2 separate regions of the Homo sapiens genome follow, and region 2 is linked to region 1. Evidence: chromatin loops called from intact Hi-C (ENCODE). Cell type or tissue: K562. All regions are shown on one strand. Links, peaks and the distances in the headings refer to the core of each region. The heading gives the core; the rest is flanking DNA.

What was found. A loop is a pair of places that touch in the nucleus more often than their neighbours do. Peaks named below come from ENCODE experiments on the same cell type or tissue, not always from the same donor. Only the 100,000 strongest peaks of a DNase experiment are listed, where the experiment ranks them.
Region 2: it touches region 1 in a loop (4-fold over the local background); 4 of 110 quality-filtered maps call a loop at or near these places.

The regions. Positions count from the first base shown.
Region 1 is chr17:74,171,076-74,181,217 of GRCh38, forward strand. No RefSeq gene overlaps it. Among named protein-coding and RNA genes, the nearest start is that of RPL38, 28 kb to the right of the region's middle. RefSeq lists an enhancer at 8,892-9,468. In K562, for the core only: a CTCF peak has its summit at 5,809 (motif pointing left); a DNase peak (open chromatin) is centred at 5,806; H3K27me3 peaks cover 1,758 bases.
Region 2 is chr17:73,993,522-74,003,663 of GRCh38, forward strand. No RefSeq gene overlaps it. Among named protein-coding and RNA genes, the nearest start is that of LINC02074, 110 kb to the right of the region's middle. In K562, for the core only: a CTCF peak has its summit at 5,285 (motif pointing left); a DNase peak (open chromatin) is centred at 5,260; H3K27me3 peaks cover 575 bases.

The sequences.
Region 1 (10,142 bases), core at 897-8,896:
TCAACAAGATGACACATTTTGTGGATATCCATTTACATTTTTCCCCAGGCCCCTGATGGTTGTGCAATAGGAGAGTATACAAAACAGTCACAGTGGCAATAGCAGAGTCTATGTGTGGGCTTAGTGATAAGAACTCCACTCACAAAATCCACCTGGCTACCACCTCTGCTGCATGCCCAAACTGACAACAGCAGAGACCAACACTGAGCTGGTCTCTAGTACCATTCTGCAGGGGGATTAGCCAGACATGTGGTAACAGGTTGATTATATGGAAAGGGGCAGCAATTTGCCCTCCCTAGAATAATATGTATTCAGGATATAGATGTACCTTCCCTGCTGACAAAGTTTCTGCTAGTACTACTATCCATGACCTCATAGGGTGCCTTATCCTGTGAGGATAAGGTTATCCACCATCATGATATTCCACAGATGTGGTTTGGCTGTGTCCCCACCCGAATCTCATCTTGAATTCCCATGTGTTGTGGGAGAGACCTGGTGGGAGGTAATTGGATCATGGGGGCGGTCTTTCCCATGCTGTTCTCGTGATAGTGAATAAGTCTCACGAGATCTGATGGTTGTAAAAAGGGGAGTTTCCCCACACAAGCTCTCTTCTCTTGTCTGCCGCCATGTGAGACATGCCTTTCACCTTCCACCATGATTGTGAGGCATCCCCAGCCACACAGAACTGTAAGTCCATTAAGCCTTTTTTTCTTCCAAGTCTCAGGTATGTCTTTATCAGCAATGTGAAAACGGACTAATACACCCACATGACAATGTTTCTGATCAAGAAACTCACTTTGTAGAAGTAAAGTGGGGCTGGGTGAGGAGGCTCATGCCTGCAATCCCAGCACTTTGGGAGACCAAGGCGGGAAGATCTCTTGAGCCCAGGAGTTTGAGACCAGCCTGGGCAACATAGTGAGACCCCACCTCTACAAAAAAAAAATACAAACAAAAATTAGCCAGGTTTGGTGGCATGCACCTGTAGTCCCAGCTACTTGGGAGGCTGAAGTAGGAGGGTTGCTTGAGCCCAGAGAGGTCAAGGTTGCCGTGAGCCATGATCGTGCCACTGCATCCCAGCCTGGGCAACAGAGCAAGGGCCCTATCTCAAAAAAATAAAAATAAAAAAGTAAAGCAATGGCTCATGCCCCTGGAAATCAATGGTCTTCCCACATACCCCATCACACAAAAGCAGCTGGTCTGACAGAACAAGCAAATGACCTACTGAAAACTCAGTCTGCCAACTGGACAATAACATTCCAAAAGATTGGTCTGTTTTACAGGATGCAGCATATGCTGTGAATTGATGTCCAATCTACAGCCATGTTTTTCCCAGACCAGAATACACAGGCCAGGGAAACAAGGAGTGGAAGTGGAAGTGACTCCTCTTACTATTTTTAAAAAATACTTTCTGTAGAGAAGGAATCTCACTATGTTGCCCAGGCTGGTCTCAAACTCCTGGCCTCAAGCAATCCTCCCGTCTCGGCCTCTCAAAGTGCTGGGATTACAGGCCTAAGCCACCACACTCAGCCACCTCTCACTATCATACCTAACAACTCTCACAGAATGTTTGTTTCCTATCCCCTCTTTAACTTTGAACTCTGCTGGTTTGGAGGTTTTAGGAACCAAAGGAGGAATGTTTCCACCAGAGACCCAGTGATTGTTCCACTGAACTGGACATCAAGGCTAACACCTGGACATTTTATAGGCTCTTTATGCTGCTGAATAAACAGGCAGAGAAGAGAATCACTTTCCTAGTTAGCAAAGAGAAACTAGTTAGCTACTATATAAAGGAGACAAGGAACCCAGGAAGTTCTCTGGTGACCCGTGTAGTACTTCCTTGTCTAAGGGAAGACTAATGGATATGGAACAGGCAATGAGAGAAGGAAGTTAATATCAACACGACCTCATAAAAACAAGAACATAGAAAGCAGGAATATTTTCTTCCTTGCCTGTTGATATGTATACATGTTTGCACTGGCACATATTAACTAATGTCTCTTCTCTCTCCTTTGCCGTTTTTATTTTATGTAAAGATTATTAGCAGTGGTTAACTTCACAATTTCATCTTTAAGTTACAAAATATTCAGATGGGACCATGACTAGTTTTGAGGGGTGATCAACATCATCTAGAAACGAGTACCATGACTGTCACTCAGAGGAGGATATAAGAGCTCTTGGGATTTTATGTCTCCTCTCTTTGAGAACACTGTGAGTGTCTTTGTACAAAAGATAATTGCATGTTATAAGGTAAAGGTGTACGTTTGTTGTTATCATTAGATGGTGTTCAGTACATGTAGATGGATGCTGAGTAGCCAAAGGGGTGGAGGACTGTGTCAGCTGTCAAGCTATCATCTCTCAACTCCGAGCTCACCCTTCTATTTATTTATTTATTCATTCATTTATTTTTATTTTTATTTTTATTTTTTTTTTGTTTTGTTTTGAGATGGAGTCTTGCTCTGTCACCCAGGCTGGAGTGCAGTGGCGCAGTCTCAGACACTGCAACCTCTGCTTCCCAGGTTCAAGTGATTCTCCTGCCTCAGCCTCCAGAGTGCCTGGAACCACAGGTGCCTGCCACCACACCTGGCTAATTTTTGTATTTTTAGTAGAGGTGGGGTTTTGCCATGTTGGCCAGGCTAGTTTCAAACTCATGACCTCAGGTGATCTGCCTGCCTCAGCCTCCCAAAATGTTGGGATTACGGGCATGAGTCACCACGCCCAGCCCGAGCTCACTCTTCTAAACTCTACGTTTTGGTGCTAAGATTGGGGCTCTGCACATAACATCTCTCCTTCGTCAACTGGCTCCTTGTTGGGTTCTGCCTGTAGGAGGACTAGAGAGAAACCAAAGGCTGGAGGAGAGAAAAGAGGCATATGCTCTTTCTGCTGGCTTATTCTTCTTGTCCCTGTCTCTCCAGCAACAGATCTCCCCCCGAGCAGCAGCAGTGCATTCCAGTAGCCAGTTTTTACTGCACAATCTCATCATGCTCCTTCAGAGATAGCAGCACCAGTCAGCCAGGCTGCAGCGTCTGAGGTCTAAACCCAGCTCCATGGGGCCTCTTCTTCAAGCTTGTAGAGTCAGATAACCACGACATCTCCCTTTTGTTCTGCCCATCCTAGGGATGATGGCTTCTTTCTCTAGTTCCTCTAACCATGCTACTTCAATGTTCTCTTTGGGCTTTTTCAGTCCTCCAATACCTGTTTAGCCAATTCTCTATATTAAATTCTCTGTTAAGATAACTGGTGTGGTTTCTATTTTCCTGACTGAACTCTGACTAATACAAGCAGGCAACTGTAATTTTTTATTATAAGCCTCCTATACAATTGGAATTTGTTTAAATTCTGCATGTATACTACTTTTTGTTACTTTTTTCCAATTCTGCAATGTAATTGCAAGGAGAGTGCAGTTACAGAGTACTGCCAGACCATTTAGAAGAAGAAACTCCTCGGCCAGGCGTGGTGGCTCATACCTGTAATCCCAGCACTTTGGGAGGCCAAGGCGGGCAGATCATGAGGTCAGGAGATCGAGACCATCCTGGCTAACACAGTGAAACCCCATCTCTACTAAAAAAATACCAAAAAAAATCATCTGGGCGTGGTGGCGGGCACCTGTAGTCCCAGCTACTCGGGAGGCTGAAGCAGAAGAATGGCGTGAACACAGGAGGCGGAGCTTGCAGTGAGCCGAGATCACGCCACTGCACTCCAGCCTGAGCGATAGAGCGAGACTCTGTCTCAGAAAAAAAAAAAAAAGAAGAAGAAGAAGAAGAAGAGCCTCCTCTACACTGGGTTGGTCATGGAAGACTTCCTGGAGGAAGTGACATCTAAACAAAATTTGAAAAACTCATTGAAATTAACCAGGCAAAGAGTGTGAGATAGTAAGCCAGGCATAGGGAATAAATAGCAAGTACAAAGGGAAGGAGGTAATAAGGCCTCATTAAGTTCAAGGAAGAGTCCGGCTGGAGCATTGCCAGTGTCAAGACGGGAGGCTGGGGAGGAGAGAGGTGATTGGATCAGAAAGGACCTCTGCAACCTTAGAGAGGAGTTGGGACATTTTCCCAGGGACTGTGAAGATCTTAGAGAGTTTCAACAGGGAAGAGGCATGACTGTATGGCCGGCAGCAGACACCCAACATCCTTGTGCCCACCTTGAGCACGCTGGCCCTTGCTCTCGGCCAAGTCACATCATCTCCAGCACTTGCCCAAACTCCACATCTCCCCCGTCTTCCCAGGCAGGCGCCTCCTCAGAACACATCTGTACTGAGTTTCCCCCTCAGAAACCTTGTTAGGACACTAGTTAGTGTGATAAACTAATTCACGGTGAAGTGTTAGCAAATGAAAATGGTTTATCGCTCCTCGGGGTATTTTCATTTTAAGGAGACTCCGTTGACAAATATTTACTGAATGGTCTATTACATGCAAGAAACTATGTAAAACTCCTAGGGGGAGTCACGGCTTGACCTAAATAAATCAGTCTCTAATGATAGAATCCTAGGCTCACCGGGAAGCATTGCAGGCAGCACACAGCCTTTCTTATCTCTGCTTAAACCACATTAGCCTCTCTCTTGATCTGCCCTCCATCCCGACCCCCACTCCTCCCCTCCAATGGGGCTGAGCAGAGGCCGTGGCCCCCGATGTTTAACTGTGACTTCCCTGAGTGGTGTTGACATTGCTGGGACTGTATTGGGGGCTCAACAGTCAATCTTCGCCCCATGTTTTGGAATCCCCAGGTCTGCCCCATGGGAAGCCAGAAGGAACTGTACTGAGGGAGCTCCATCTCCCGTCCTTGGCCACGCTCTGCCCCCACCTCCACCCAGACACACTTACGGAGGGCCTCCTGCACACCTGGCCCTGTGCCAGGAATAAGGGCCAGGGAGCAGGGGGCAAGGATGGGGAACAGCACAGAAGTCCCACACCTGCACTTCATTTCAGCACGAGATGGATTCTCCCTTGAATAGTGGAGCCTCAGGCCGGGCACTGTGGCTCATGCCTGTAATCCCAGCACTTTGGGAGGCTGAGGTTGGTGGATCACCTGAGGTCAGGAGTTTGAGACCAGCCTGGCCAACATGGTGAAACCCTGTCTCTACTAAAAATACAAAAAAAAAAAAATTAGCTGGATATGGTGGCGGGCACCTGTAATCCCAGCTACTCGGGAGGCTGAAGCAGGAGAATCACTTGAACCTGGAGGCAGAGGTTGCAGTGAGCCAAGATCGTGTCATGGCACTCCAGCCTGGGCAATAAGCGATACTCTGTCTAAAAAAAAAAAAAAAAAAGTGGAGCCTCCTCACCTGGTTGATTCTCCTCCTCTCTTTCTGTGTGTGTGTCTCTCTCTCTGCCTTCTGAGATACCAAACTAAAACAGAAAGGAGGATGAGAGGCAGGAAGGAAGGATGAATGCCGGAATGGGATGAACAGTGCTTTTCCAGCTGCTGGTCCCCCAAGTCCTCTCTCTCACCCCCTCTCTCATTGTCAGGCTCCACTCCTCCCAAGCTGGATTCCCCAGAACCACCCTCATCCCCTCCGGCCCCTCCCCACTTACCTGTTTGCAACGCCCTTCTTGGACAGCACAGGTGAGACATCCCGAATAAAGACACTGAACAAGGAAGTGGAAGCCGGAACCCTGGCGCTTTCGTCAGATTCACTGCATAGTGTCTAGAGAAGCTTACCTGTGCCTTAGCTAAGTTCCCAGGACTCACTATTCCCATCTATAAGATGGGCACAGCCCAGGCCCTGTTATCCCCCTAGGACCATCTAGACCTTCCCTCTCCGCCAGCCCTTCCCAGGCTCCCCCTTCCATCCATTAAGAAACACTGGCATCTAGTGGTTGTGTGAGGGACCTGCAGCGCAGACCCGGCTTCCAAGAACAGGGCCCATAGATGGAGAAGCCTCTGACAGCCCTATCTAGAAACAAGGAGCCCCGTATTCCATACTGCCCTCTGCAGCATCCCTCCCTCTCCCTCTGAAGAACCCCCAAGACCCCCAAACAACATGGGAGTCAAGAACCAGTGTTGAAATGGCCATGTTGCCCATCCTTGCTGAAGACCACCCAGACACCTCCCTGGTGATGAGGAGGGGAGAGAACCTGTGGATGAAACACCCCATGGCCAATCCACAAAGTGAGTCATTAGGAGCTGAGCACAAGCCCAAATTCCAGACAAATAGGACAGCTTCCTACCACGGTGGCTGCCAATCTGCCAGCCACTCCATCATGTGACCCCCCCCCCCAGACACTTAGTCAGCACTCCCAGGTGCCCAGCATCATACCAGGCTGTTGACAGTGTGTGCCTGCATGTGTGTGTGCATGGATGAGCACAGGGAGAGATGTGTGCAGAGGAAAGAAGAGGCACACAGCATGAGTCACTGGCAGACATAAGCAAGTGAACCATAAAATAATCTAAATTCATTTATTCAACACATACTTCCCAACACCTGCTGTGCACCAGAGAGAGCTGCTCCCAAGCCACCAAGGGCTCACCCCAACCCTACCACCTGACAGCTACCTGAAAATAGTCTACCCCGCACTCCTACCCTCCAGTTAACCTACTTTGCATACGTTAAAGACTGTTTTACCATTGGCTTGCATCTCTGCATCCCCTGTAGCTAGGTCTACCCCGCACTCCTACCCTCCAGTTAACCTACTTTGCATACGTTAAAGACTGTTTTACCATTGGCTTGCATCTCTGCATCCCCTGTAGCTAGCACACAGAAGGGGCCTAATATGTGCTTATTGAAGTCATTAATCCAGTCCAGCGCCTGCCAAAGCGGGAATCCCTTCTGATAACGTCACCGATGGCTGCTCTCCCAGCCCCCTCAAGGGCCACCGGTTATTCCGTATGCTGTTGTGTCCGTCAGGTTTCTGTGGCAAGGGACAGAACAGCAACTCGGATTCACTGGAGTAGAGAAGGGAGCTGCACAGGCAGAGAGAGCAGAGTTGGGTGCTGGCAGGTGCGGATTGAGGGTAAGAAAGAGAACGGAGTCAGGTGCTGGCAGGCCTGGATGACCACATCTGGTTTTCCCATCCTTTTATTCTGTTTTCCTTAGCCCCCTGCCATGCCCATATCCCCATCTCCAGACTCTGCTTCTGTTTGTTGCTGGTCCTAGCCTGCCCTTCTGCATACCAGCTGCCTTCATGCAGCAGGAGGAAGGGAGATGGCCACAGGCTCTTCCAGGCTTGCACGATCCTAGCACAGGATCCCAGAGGCTCCCTCTCCCTCTCCTGTTGAACATATCTTTTTTTTTTTTTTTTGAGACAGCGTTTTGATCCTGTTGCTCAGGCTAGAGTGCAATGGTGCAATCTCAGCTCACTGCATCCTCCACCTCCTGGGTGCAAGTGATTCTCCTGCCTCAGCCTCCCAAGTACCCAGGTAGCTGGGATTACAGGCACCTGCCACCACGCCAGGCTAATTTTATGCTTTTTTAGTGGAGATGGGGGTTTGCTATGTTGGCCAGGCTGGTCTTGAACTCCCGACCTCAGAAGATCCACCCGCCTTGGCCTCCCAAAGTACTGGGATTACAGGCGTGAGCCACTGTGCCCGGACATATCTTGAGGAATATCTAAATCTCAGGAATGACTCTGTCTGGACCAGTTCCGATCCCTGAGTCCCCACTGCCCAACCTCCTGTCCATTCTTAAGGCCTGAGAGACAGGTACAATGTCCCAGGGCACACATGTCTGCCCCTGTGGTCAAGGGGAGGGGAAAGGACACTGTTACTACCTGCCCATCAGAATTGTGTGCAATGGGAAGTAGGACAGAAGAATCTTCCAAATGAGGGAGGGTATCTTACCAGGAAGAGGGAAGGAGACATGCCGAGAAAGTGCAGTGTTTCAACAGTGTCCCCCAAAACATTCACTTCCATCTGATCCTCAGGATGTGACCTAATTTGGAAATAGGGTCTTTGCAGATGTAGTTAGGGTGAGGATCAAGCAGAGATTATCCTCTTGATAATCTCTTTGAAGGGTGTTTTGGGGGGCCAGCCGTGGTGGCTGACGCCTGTAATACCAACACTTTGAGAGGCTGAGGTGGGCAGATACCTGAGGCCAGGAGTTCAAGACCAGCCAGGCCAACATGGCCAAACCCCATCTCTACTAAAAATACAAAAATTAGCCAGGCGTGGTGGCACACGTGGTGGCTGTAATACCAGCTATTTGGGAGGCTGAAGCAAGAGAATCGCTTGAACCTGGAAGGCAGAGGTGGCAGTGAGCCGAGATCGCGCCACCGCACTCCAGCCTGAGCAACAGAGACTCTGTCTCAAAAAAAAAAAAAAAAGAAGAGATTATCCTGGATTAGGGTGGGTCCTAAATCCAGAGAGCATGTCCTTTTAAGAGACAAAAAAGGAAACACACAGACACAGGAAGGAGACCACGTGAGGATGGAGGCAGAGACTCGAGTGATGTGGCCACAAGCCGAGGGACACCAGGAGCCCCGCCAGCAACTGGGATAGGCAAGAAGGGACCCTCCCCTAGAGCCTCAGAGGGAGCACAGCCCTTCCGACACCTGGATTTCAGACTTCTGTGCTGAAGAACTGGGAGAGTATCAATTTCTGCTGTTTTAGGCCAACAAATGTGTGATCATTTGTGATGGCAGCTCTTAGAAAAGAACCCAGGAGGCCAAGACCAAAAGTCGTCCACTGTGCCATTTTCTGGGGTGGCAGATGTTTTAGGGGGCTGGAAAGCACCTGGTGGAGGTGTCAGCTCACTTCCCAGAGCCACGCCCACCAGCCGCCACTCTGCTGCAGAGACTCGGCTCAGGACCACTCCTCCCTGAACTGTCTGTCTAGAGCCTGCACACATGTGTGACATGGCAGACCCTAAAGTGTCCAGAGATTTTAGGACCTCCCCACCACCACCACCATCAACCACTTATGAGTAAACTGAGGCCCAGAGAAGCTAAACAGCCTGTCCCCTTCAGATAGTTAGAAGAATTTCTGAATACAAGGAAGAATTCTTCAGTAAAATTGATACATGACCTCTTTCTTTCTTCTTTGTTAAAAAATCTGATTAATTAGTAAAAGCTGGAGTGTTTGATAGTCACTGCTGAGAACACTGGAATCGTCAGGAAGCTAAATGCTTCTGAGCAACGGGCAAAGCGCTGGAGATCAAGCGGGCATTTTTTTGGCCTAAGATTTTGACAGGGTCAAGAGGACGTTCAACCCCTCACTGAGCCTTCGCGCTCCTTGTCTAATTTAATTGTTTGGAAGTCAGAAAGTGCAGTAGCTTTCTAGTTTCTTCTTTTCCAGGCTGAGATTTCATTCCTTGAAACATTCTTCTTTCCTTGATACAGTTTGCAAGGCCTCCACCTTGCTGGCAAGCAATCTGTGCACACACTCACCGCTCCTCACTGCAGCCTCACTGCTGGGCTGCCTGCTCTGGCCCTGCCGGGAGACCTGGGCTGGGGCAGGATGGTGGCCGCTGCCCGGAGGCACGGGGCGGGGAGAGACGTGTTGAGATCAGGCCTCTCCCATCAGCCCCCAGGCCCAGGAGTGGACACAAAACATGGAGAGCCCAGCTCCTGACTCCTCCCATTCCAGCCCTCCCAGCCCCCTCCACAGAGAAATCCAGAGCCCATCCCAGGCAGCTTCTCCAGGCAGCAGGTGGTTCCACAGCCTAATTCAGGACCTCTAATCTCCCCCCAGGTCCCCAGCTTCTGAGACTTTGACGTACTGACTCCTGCCTCCCACCTGCGAAGCCCAGCAAAGCTCTCGCCTTTCTCCCACTCCCAAGAGTTGACAGACTCCAGGCTGCTTTTCAGATGATTTGGGGACCTTCCTGGGAGACACTTTGAAGCCTCTTCAAAGCCAACTGTGTTGTGAGCAGCTGCCAAGCTGCAGAAAGTCCCCGCAGCCCTGGGCCACCTCTAATTACCAAGCCCACCATCACCCTGTCAGTGCCTTTGGTGGGCCCTTCCTCTGCAGCCAGCAGCAAGTGCCCATCGTCACCCAAGAGCAGGAGGAGGGAGAGGAGTCTGCAAGGAACTTCTTCCAAAGAACACTGCACTTCCAAAGAACTGCACCTGAGGAGTTCCCGTGAACAAACGTGAACAACTGGTCTGATATTTACTAAGCGCCAGGGGTGCCCCTGTGCTGTCTCACACTGAGCTAGGCACACGAAGAAAATGGAAGTTGTGCAAAGGCTCAACTTCTGTTCTCCCCAGTTT
Region 2 (10,142 bases), core at 1,322-9,321, 180 kb before region 1:
ACTCTCTTAATGTTCTTAAGAGCCTTTGGGGAGTAACCTTGGGACCCGCAAACACTTTGCCCCCTTCTCAGGTTCGGCAAGGCAGGGTTTGCCTGTAAAGTAGTAGGACAGTGTCTGGGGAGCAAGCTGCACTTTGACAATTGTGTGAGCTGAAAAGAGGAGGAGACAGAGACATCCTGGGGACAGAGGTGGCAGGGTACCGTCTTTGAAAGTTAAGGAGGTGTTTTCTCTTTGGAGCTCTGTCCACCACCCCAGACTCTTGAGACAAGTCATAGTTACAAAATGGCCACTTAGCATTTGTGGCCATCTCTTGGATGGATGTTGGGTTGACTTGAGGGTGTTCTGAGATGCTGTCCTGGTGGATCCACAGGTATGAAGCCCACCTCTCTGCATGGAGTACCACGGCCACCCATTGTCAATTGTCCAAGGTGGCAGTGTGACCTCAGACTGGACGTTGGAATACAGAGATGAGCCTCTGGCCTTCACCTCTTGGACCTTCCCTGGTTTGGACTCCTGATGGCAGGTTTGGACTCCTGATGGCAGATGCCAAGGTGATGTCACTACCTGGATCATGCTGGGAGGAAGATGGAAGAGGGCCCAAGAGCTTCAGAGAGCAAACCGTCGGCTGCAAGCTGGGTCACCTGGCTCCGGCAGCCATTTTTCTTTCCTTTGGGTTCCCCTGACACTGAGTACTGTTTTGACAAAATGTTCAGCAACCAAGTGTCCATGCATGACCTAGAGGGTTCAGGAGGGACAGCCAGCCTGAAGACTTTACCAATAGACCCAGCATGGAAGGAGGCTCTCAGAGGCTGGAGGGGAAGGAAGCCTGACTTCTCTCTGGACACACCATGCCTCCTCTATTGCCAGAGCATGAAGGGAAATGGTGGATCCTCTCCTAGTAATACTTGAAGTCTTTGTTATTTGGGATCATTTGATTTTTGACTCTTAAAAATAGTCCATAGGCCGGGTGCGGTGGCTCACGCCTGTAATCCCAGAATTTTGGGAGGCCGAGGTGGGTGTATCATGAGGTCAGGAGATCGAGACCATCCTGGCTAACACGGTGAAACCCCGTCTCTACTAAAAATACAGCAAATTAGCTGGGCATAGCAGCAGTCACCTGTAGTCCCAGCTACTCAGGAGGCTGAGGCAGGAGAATGGCATGACCCCAGGAGGCGGAGCTTGCAGTGAGCTGAGATTGTGCCACTGCACTCCAGCCTGGGCGACAGAGCGAGACTCCATCTCAAAAAAAATAATAATAAAAATAAAAAAAAATAAGAGTCCATGAGGACTGAAAATGGTAATGAGGTTACAGTGAAAGTGAGATTCCAGGACAGGCTAAAAAATCAAGAGAAAGAGACTGGAGGAGAAACCTCACCTCCTTTGTGGCTTTTCAGAAATGGCCTTTGGAAGCAGCAGCAACTCCGAGAATGAACTTGCTGGCCCCACCCAGCGATGGAGAGAACATCCCTTTCAGAGCAGAGATGCAGGATGGAATAGGTGAAGAGAGAAATACAGATTCCCTGAATATCCGTGTCCTCCCTCTTTTTTCAAGGACTCCAGTATCTCCTGGAAGCTCCTAGAAAAAGTCTGGCATTCATGTGAACTTAATCAGCAGAGACTCATTTACATAATAAGCATTCTGTGAACACTTACCATATACAAAGCACTGTGTCCCACAGCTAGCATAAGGCCTGGCATACAGTAAGTATTTAATATTTGTTTAGGATTTTTTTCTTTTTTTAGATGGAGTCTCGCTCTGTAGCCCAGACTGGAGTACAGTGGCACGATCTCAGCTCACTACAACCTCTGCCTCCTGGGTTCAAGTGATTCTCCTGCCTCAGCCTCCCTAGTAGCTGGGATTATAGGTATGCGCCACCACGCCTGGCTAATTTTTATATTTTTAGTAGAGACGGGGTTTCGTCATGTTGGCCAGGCTGGTCTCAAACTCCTGACCTCAGGTGATCCGCCCGCCTCAGCCTCCCAAAGTGCTGGGATGAGCCACCGCACCTGGCGTGTTTGGGAGATCTAAGGGTGACTGAGAGACTATCCCTGCAGCCAAGGATTTTATAAGCCAGACGTGCCGGGGAGTAATTCAAGGTGGAATGAAATAAGTACATTTCCTGGTGTTTCTTTGGTCTCAGCTGCTCATCTGGAAGTGAAGCAGAGCTCCCTGGGGACCAGAGAGTATAGAAAATTTCTTTCTTGAGTGGACCCTAAGAATGAATGGGGAGATTTCCCCAGAATAAACCAGCTCACCCTTCCTTTTCCCCTTCCGCGGAGCTGAGTCTAGGGAGCAACAGCAGCGCCATCTTTCTTTTTCGGAGGCAGAAGCTGTGCACTCTTATCAGCAGTGGGACAGACTTGGGCTTTGGACCCAACAGATCTGGAGACCACCCACTAGATGAGGGAAGCTTGGGTACTGAGCCTTGGTTCCCTCTTCTGTAAAGGGAGCTAATTTTGTCTTCCTGCAGGGGGTGGATGTGAGAATTGTGAACGCAAAGTGGTGGGCACACTGCAATGGGTGTTCAGCCATCTGAGTCTTTGTCCTGTGACGAGTGTGCACATAATAGCATCGCGCGTGTTAAAGCTCTCTGAGCACAGGGCCTTTGTATCACTGATTTCCCCGCATCGCCTTAGTGTACAGTGCAACGTTCGCCCATGGTAGGTGCTAAATAAATGTTGTTGTTGTTGTTTTGTTGTTGTTGTTGTTGTTTAGACAGAGTCTTGCTCTGTCGCCCAGGCTGGAGTGTAGCGGCGCGATCTCGACTCACTGCAACCTCCGCCTCTCGGGTTCAAGCAATTCTCCTGCCTCAGCCTCCCAAGTAGCTGGGACTACAGACACCCACCACCATGCTCGGCTAATTTTTTGGTATTTTTAGTAGAGACGAGGTTTCACCATGTTGGCCAGGCTGGTTTTGAACCCCTGACCTCGTGATCCACCCGCCTCAGCCTCCCAAGTAGCTGTGATTACAGGCACCCACCACCACACCTGGCTAATTTTTGTATTTTTAGGAGAGGTGAGGTTTCACCATGTTGGCCAGGCTGGTCTTGAACTCCTGACCTCATGATCCACCCACCTCAGCCTCCCAAAGTGCTGGGATTATAGGCGTGAGCCATCACGCCTGGCCATAAATGTCTTTCAATGGGATATTTAAAAACATATGCATGTTGTTATGATATATATCTTCAAAAACAAAAATCGGGACATGTCTGACTAGGACAAGGACACCCAAGGCAGGCACAGATGAAGCACTTTAAGTAAGGCCAGTCCTCAGACGTCTGGCTCCAAGATGAACACTGACAAGGCCGTGCGTCTGGCTCGCCCCTCACTCCCAGCAGCCCTATTTTTCAGGGGGAGAAGGATGAGGCCCAGAGAGAAATTAAGATGACTTGAGCCAGGTCACAAGAAATATGATATTCCAAGAATTACTACTTCCCAGCTTCATCCTTCAATATCTCTCTTTCTCTTCATTTTGAAAAGCATAAGTTTAGGTAGGAGAAAATCTACCTAAGAGGCAAGAAAATTTCCCATGATGTTCAGCTTGTTCAGGTGACACACCAGGAGATGGGGTGAGGGCAGAGGGGTGATTTTGTCTCCAAAGCAGGGGTCAGCAAATGTTTTCTGTAAAGGACCAGATGGTAAATTGTACAGGCTCTGCAGGCCCACCATCTTTGTCACAGCTTCTCAGCTGTGCTGTGGTAATGCCAAAGCAGCCCTCAACAATATGTACATGAATGAGCGTGGCTGTGTTCCAATAAAACTTTATTTATGGACACTGAAATATGAATTTGATATCATTTTCACATGTCATAGAATAATACTCTTTTGATGGCTTTTCAACCATTTGAAAAAGTAAAAAAAAAAATTATTCTTATCACGCAGGCTATAAAAACAAGATGGCGAGCTGGCTTTGGCTGGTGGGCTGTGTTTGCTGACCCTGGCTCCAAGCACCTGTGAGATGGTCACTGGATGGCATGCATCCACTTACTCCACATTCTCATCTTCCTCTTGGAAAAACCTTCTGGCCATGGGGAGATGCCTGTTCCCTCAGACAAAAGGCTTAGAGGTACAAACAAGGCACTGCTTTCTCTACGAGGCTTCTAGATCGCCTGCCACCCGAGAATGTGAATACTCACATTTTTAGCTTCTAATGGGGGTGGACAGCCAGAAATCAAACTAGAAATGTGTGTTCTAAGCCATCTAACCCCCAGATTCCAGCATTTGGCTCCTCCAGCTTGAGCTAAGAAGTTGCATGAAAGCAGCCAGGCATGGTGGCTCACGCCTGTAATCCCAGCACTTTGGGAGGCTGAGGCGGGTGGATCACCTGAGCTCAGGAGTTCGAGACAAGCCTGGTCAACATGGCAAAACCCCATCTCTACTAAAAATACAAAAATTAGCCAGGTGTGGTGATGGTCACCTGTAATCCCAGCTACTCAGGAGACTGAGGCAGAGGAATCACTTGAACCTGGGAGGCGAAAGTTGCAGTGAGCTGAGATCATGCCACTGAACTCCAGCCTGGGTGATAGAGTAAGACTCTGTCTCAAAAAACAAAACAAAACAAAAAAAAAAGAAGTGAGAAAACAAATAATCCATGCCTCGACTCTCTTTGCAGAGAGTCCAGGACACTGGATGTTGGAGGCCTCACTGCTAGACATAGTCACAGAGTGCCTGGTGCACTGCTTAGAATTTGTCCTTTGTAAATTTAACTTGAGGAAGCACAGAAAGTTTGCCCTTCATATTGTGGCATAAATAATCGAGGAGCAGGTACCCCAGGAATGAAGACAGAGGAAGTTCTCAGTCCATAGTGGAGTGCACAAGAATGATAGGGAAGCCCAAGGTTTGTAAAAACCATAAATATCTCAACGGTATGCAAGGGCAGCCTGGAGAGCATCATTATCTGCTCCCCTGACTGTTTTAATATGCTGGGTAGAGAAGCCTGATAAATCACCGGAGGCTGCAGGGCTTGGAGAAGATTTGGCTGGAGCTAAAAGAAGGCAGCCCATGGGGAGGACAACTTTAGAATAACCTGAAAATACACAGACACGTGCCTGCAGACAGACACTTTCATTCATTCATCCAATATTTATTTCCTGCTTATGTTGTTCCAAGCACTGGACTAGATGCAGAGAGAATCAAGTTGAAGAAGACTCAGCTCCTGCCCACACGGAGCCTGGGAGCAGGGGAAGGCTGGAAGATACCGATTGGAAAGGTATCTCAGGAGCATGAATTATTGCCAGGGCACGGGTGATCCAGGGGTGCACCCCGCAGAGCACCTGCCCCCTTGTGGAAGCCCAGCTACCTGCAGCCTGAGCGCTGAGAACCTGACCAGCACCTGCAGAGACTGCAGAATGATCCTCAGTGGGTCCTCCTGAGCCGTCCTGCCTCCACCTCAAGCCCCTAGCAGAGAGGATCCCGGCCAGCCCTGAGCCAGTACAATGAAGGAGACAGCTGAACTTAATCTACCGAGGCTCTACTCCTCTTCCTGCTTGGAAAATCTCCATCCAGCCCGCTCAGCAGAGGGAACTGCCCCAGGAAGAGAAGAGCGGTGGGCTGAGGGGCCGGGTGGAGAGAGTACAGAGGGAGGAAGCTAAGTAAACACCCAGCCTCTGTGCTCCCCCGTGCTGCCTCCGCCTGGTCAGCACCCTGTCGCTGGCATTGATGGTTTCATTTTTCTGGAGAGAAAAAGAACAAACGCGGAAGATAATTGTAGTGGAACGGCCGATAAGTAACGTTTGGTCTCCTTTTTACAACCATTCCCTAGGGCCATATTATGATAATTTTTCTTCTATAACTGGCAAATTGTATAACGAGTCAGATGATAAACCAGCAAGCAAGGCAGAAATTTGCATTTTAATACAACTGCTGGTATCACTCCCCCCACCCCCCATCCCGGGGAGATCAGGGCCTCTCTGATCCTAGGTCACCTGGCACCCTGCCCTCCTGTTCCCTTCTCTGAGTGAGTGAGTCTGGAGCACTCAATAAATGTAGCATTTTCAATGAAAGCATAATATCTGTTTTCTCCAGATATTATGTAGCATAGAGATTACGATTCAGGGCCCTGGAATCTGCCAGCTGAGCCCTACCCCAGCTCCGACACTGACTGAATGGCTATTCTTAGTCAGGATCCTGAACTATGCCTCAGTTTCCTTTTCTGCAAAACGAGCATCATTCTACTCTCTACACTAGGGGTTTTTCTGTGGATGCCTGGTGTGCAGCAAATGCTCAATAAATATTATTAGTAATCGTGTCATGATGGTCTGTGTGGAAAAAACTTAAGCTGCTTTTCCTCTCTCCTCCTATCACAATCAACACAGAAGATTTCTGTGCCCAGACATGTGGGCTTTTTCCCCACATGCCAAGCAAGTCATCAATTCCGCAGGGAACATCAGCTAGGTATCCTCCCACCCCAATTCAATCCCAACACCATCTACCTGGAAATAGCATCAGATCACAGGTTGGGGGCTCGGTCCCACAAGAGTGACCCCCACATTTCCAGTGCCCATCACAAGCCCCAGTTTGTTTCACCTGGGCTTCTGACCTGCTGGCTGTAAACTTGGCTTCCCACAATCCTCTTCTAGGGTTCGATTAATCTGCTAGAGCAGCTCACAGAACTCAGGGAAACACCACATTCACCGCTATATTCTAAAGGACAGATGAAGGATAGAGATGAAGAGATGCACAGGTGAAGGTATGGGGGAAGGAGTGTGGAGTTTCCATACCTTCCTCCTGAAACCTCCATATGCTCAGCTATCCAGAAGCTCCCCAAACTCTGTCCTCTTTGGCCCTCTATGGAGACTTCATTGGATAGGCATGATTGACAACCATATAGACAACCATATGTGACTAAACAAAAAGGGTTTGATCTTAATACTAACAGACTGAGGGGGAAAACCCAGCCAGGCCTGTCTGTTCAGATTCTTCTTGGCCTCTCTGTGCAGCCTTCCTTCCTCCAGGGTATAGGGCAGGACCTCTTCTGAAATGGGGGCCCCTATTGACTTATAATCAGACAAGGAAGGTCAGAGAATTTCTTTATGGCTGGCCCCAAGACAGAAAGCTGGGGAAGACTGGAGTCCTGCCTTGGCCAGGTAAAAGGAGGGCAGGAGAAGTTCAGAGAGAGAGATTCTGTTTTTCGAGGCCTGCTTTTGAGGCCTAAAGCCCCCCAACAGTATAATAAGGACCATGGGAGTCATGAGCCAGGAACCATGGACAAAAACCAACATAGCATAGATGATATTCTAATATCACAGGTGGTGATGATGATGATGGGTCCAGGTCCATAGGGCAGTGGTTCCCAGTCAAGGCCGTGTTATCAAGCCAGCCTCTGTCCCTCACCTGTGCTCTTGTACACACCCCCCCACCACCACCTTCAGGGCCTTAGCACTGCCTTTATATTCAGAGCCTGGGAGTCCTGGAAAGTTCAGAGCACACAAGGTTAAGGGTACACAAAAAGCCAGGTCATGGGTTATGGAAGATCACACAGATGTGTACACATCACCACCAGCCAGCCCCCAGGGCCCAGAACTGTTCTGGTCACCCCCTGGGCAAGTCCAGTTTTAGAAATTCTAGAATCTTCCAGATAAACGAAGTGGTAGAAAGAGCACTGGCCTTGGAGTCACAGGCTTGACCTTGAAGCCCTGCACCATCACTTCTGTCTGCTCAGCTTTGGAAAAGTGAGTCCATTTCCCATCTATACAAGGAGTAACAACATCTATGCTTCTGAGGACTGAAAGGGTTAACAGAAGCCCACGCCTGGCACGCAACACCAGTTAAATCCACCAATTAGCTGACTCGGAAAGAAAGGCGCTAACAACCTTGGCCAACTTTTCGGTATGGTGGTTACATTTGGCAGGGACTGCCCATCCTTTCATGCCCAAGAGAAGCTAAGTGGTATCCAGAAAATCCTGCCAAAAACAAGTCTTGATTATTATTTTAGCTCCAGGAGTGAAGACTTTGGGGACTTGGCATGCCCTATTGTTTGAATTTATAGACATGGGCCCCTCCAATAACCAGCCAGAGGGAGGAAAAGGTTGCTATCACAATGGATTTTTTGGAGAGTTGTTTTTAGAATTTCCTACAACCCCTTGAGACCATCAGAAGTTCCAAACCAGGGCTGGGAATTAAGTTTGTTTCTGCAGTGTGATGAGGCTTCTGTCCACCTCACTAGGGTATAGGGGGTAGGAGCTGCTTTTTCTACACAAAATGAACCACAGACCATGATGAGGACTTTGGTGGTGGTGCCACAACTGAGATCATTCATTCATTCAACAAACATGTATTGACTTCAGTTTATGTTCCAAGCCTGATCTAAGTGATTAGGATATATAAGAAAACAAAACAGACAATACTTCCCACCTTCATGGGGCTTACTGTGTTCTAGTGTGGAGACACACACACACACACACACACACACACACAAGAAGTAGGTGAATTGTATGTTGGAAGGCAGAGTGCTAGGATAAAATAGAGCAGAATGAGGAAGCACACTGAATATTCTTTTTCTTTTTTTTTTTTGTTATTTTTAAGAAATGGAATCTTTCTCTGTTGCCCAGGCTGGAGTGCAGTGGCATGATCACAGCTCACTGCAGCTCACTAGGCTCAAGCAACCCTCCCACCTCAGCCTCCTGGGTAGCTGGGATCACAGGCTCAGGAATGAGGAACCAAACCTGGCTTGAATTTTCAGGAGGGAGTGTGGATAGAGTGGATTGTTGTCCCCAGTTTTCCACACCCTCCTGGTAACAGAATCTAATATCCTGGCTCTTGGTGGGTGACTTAGCAGTGCCCCTCCCACCCAGAGGAGTTGTAATACCTTTTCCGCCCCATGATGCTGGGCTTCGCCGTGTGATTTGCTTGGGCCAACGGGATGTCAACTGCTCTGATGCATCAGAGGCTTCATGTGTGCTTGTGAGCCTTAGTTTGGCCTCCTGTGCCTCTGTCATTGCTATGTGAAGAGCATGCCCAGGTGCATGAAGCCTGCAGTCAGCCTGGCTCAGCCCCACCCAGCCTGCTCAGCCCAATCGCAGCCAATCTGTCAACCACTAACATGAAATAAAATATGACTTAAGACTTCTGTACTGGTTTTCTATTGATACCATAACAAATTACCACAAACCTAGCCACTTAAAACAACACAAATCTATGATCCCAACAGCTCTGTGAGTCAGAAGTCCAGTTTGGCTCCAGGCTTCAGAAGGACAAAATCAAGGTGTCTGCTGGTTGGGCTTTTACTGGGAGGCTGTGGGAAGAATTTTCTTTCAAGCTCATTCAGATCATTGGCTAAATTCAGTTCTTTGTGGATGCAGAACTAAGATTCTCATTTTTTTACTTGCTGATGGCTGGGAGCTGCTCTCAGCATCCAGAGGCCTCTCTCTCTGGTTCTGACATCTCAGAGGCAGCAATGGCACATTGAAGCCTTCTCATACTTGGAATCTCTCCTTTCTTCTGCTTTTCCATCTGCTATCAAGGGCTTGTTTGATTACACAGGGTCCACCTAGATAGCCCGAGTGTATTGTCCATTCTCACGCTGCTATAAGAACATAACTGAGACTGAGTAATTTATAAAGGAAAGAGGTTTAATGGGCTCACAGTTCCACATGGCTGGGGAGGCCTCACAATCATGGCAGAAGGCGAAGGAGGAGCAAAGGTTTGTCTTACATGGTGGCGGGCAAGAGGGCATGTGCAGGGGAACTGTCCTTTATAAAACCATCAGATCTCATGAGACTTACTCACTATCACGAGAACAGCATGGGAAAAACCCATCCCCATGATTCAATTACCCACTGCCAGGTCCCTCCCATGACATGTGGGGGTTATGTTAACCTTGCTCAGACATTAGTGTTTGACAAAAAGGATGGGAATGTTGGAAACATTTTTAGGGTTCTGTCTACCACAACCTATAATGTAGGGTTCCTGGGACTGTTTGTTACACAGTGCTAGCACTACAGAAACCTGGCTCTCACGATGTCCAAGATAGCTCTCACTGAGAAGTAACGCCTCAGCAAGAGCCTTCTCCAAGCTTTCTTTTTCCTTCCTACTGGATTGAACCTACTTCAACCCAGCTTGAGCCATGTCTATGACAACAGTACCTAGGGGAAGGCAGGACAACAGTACCTAGGGGAAGGCAGAACAACAGAGCAGAGCAAAC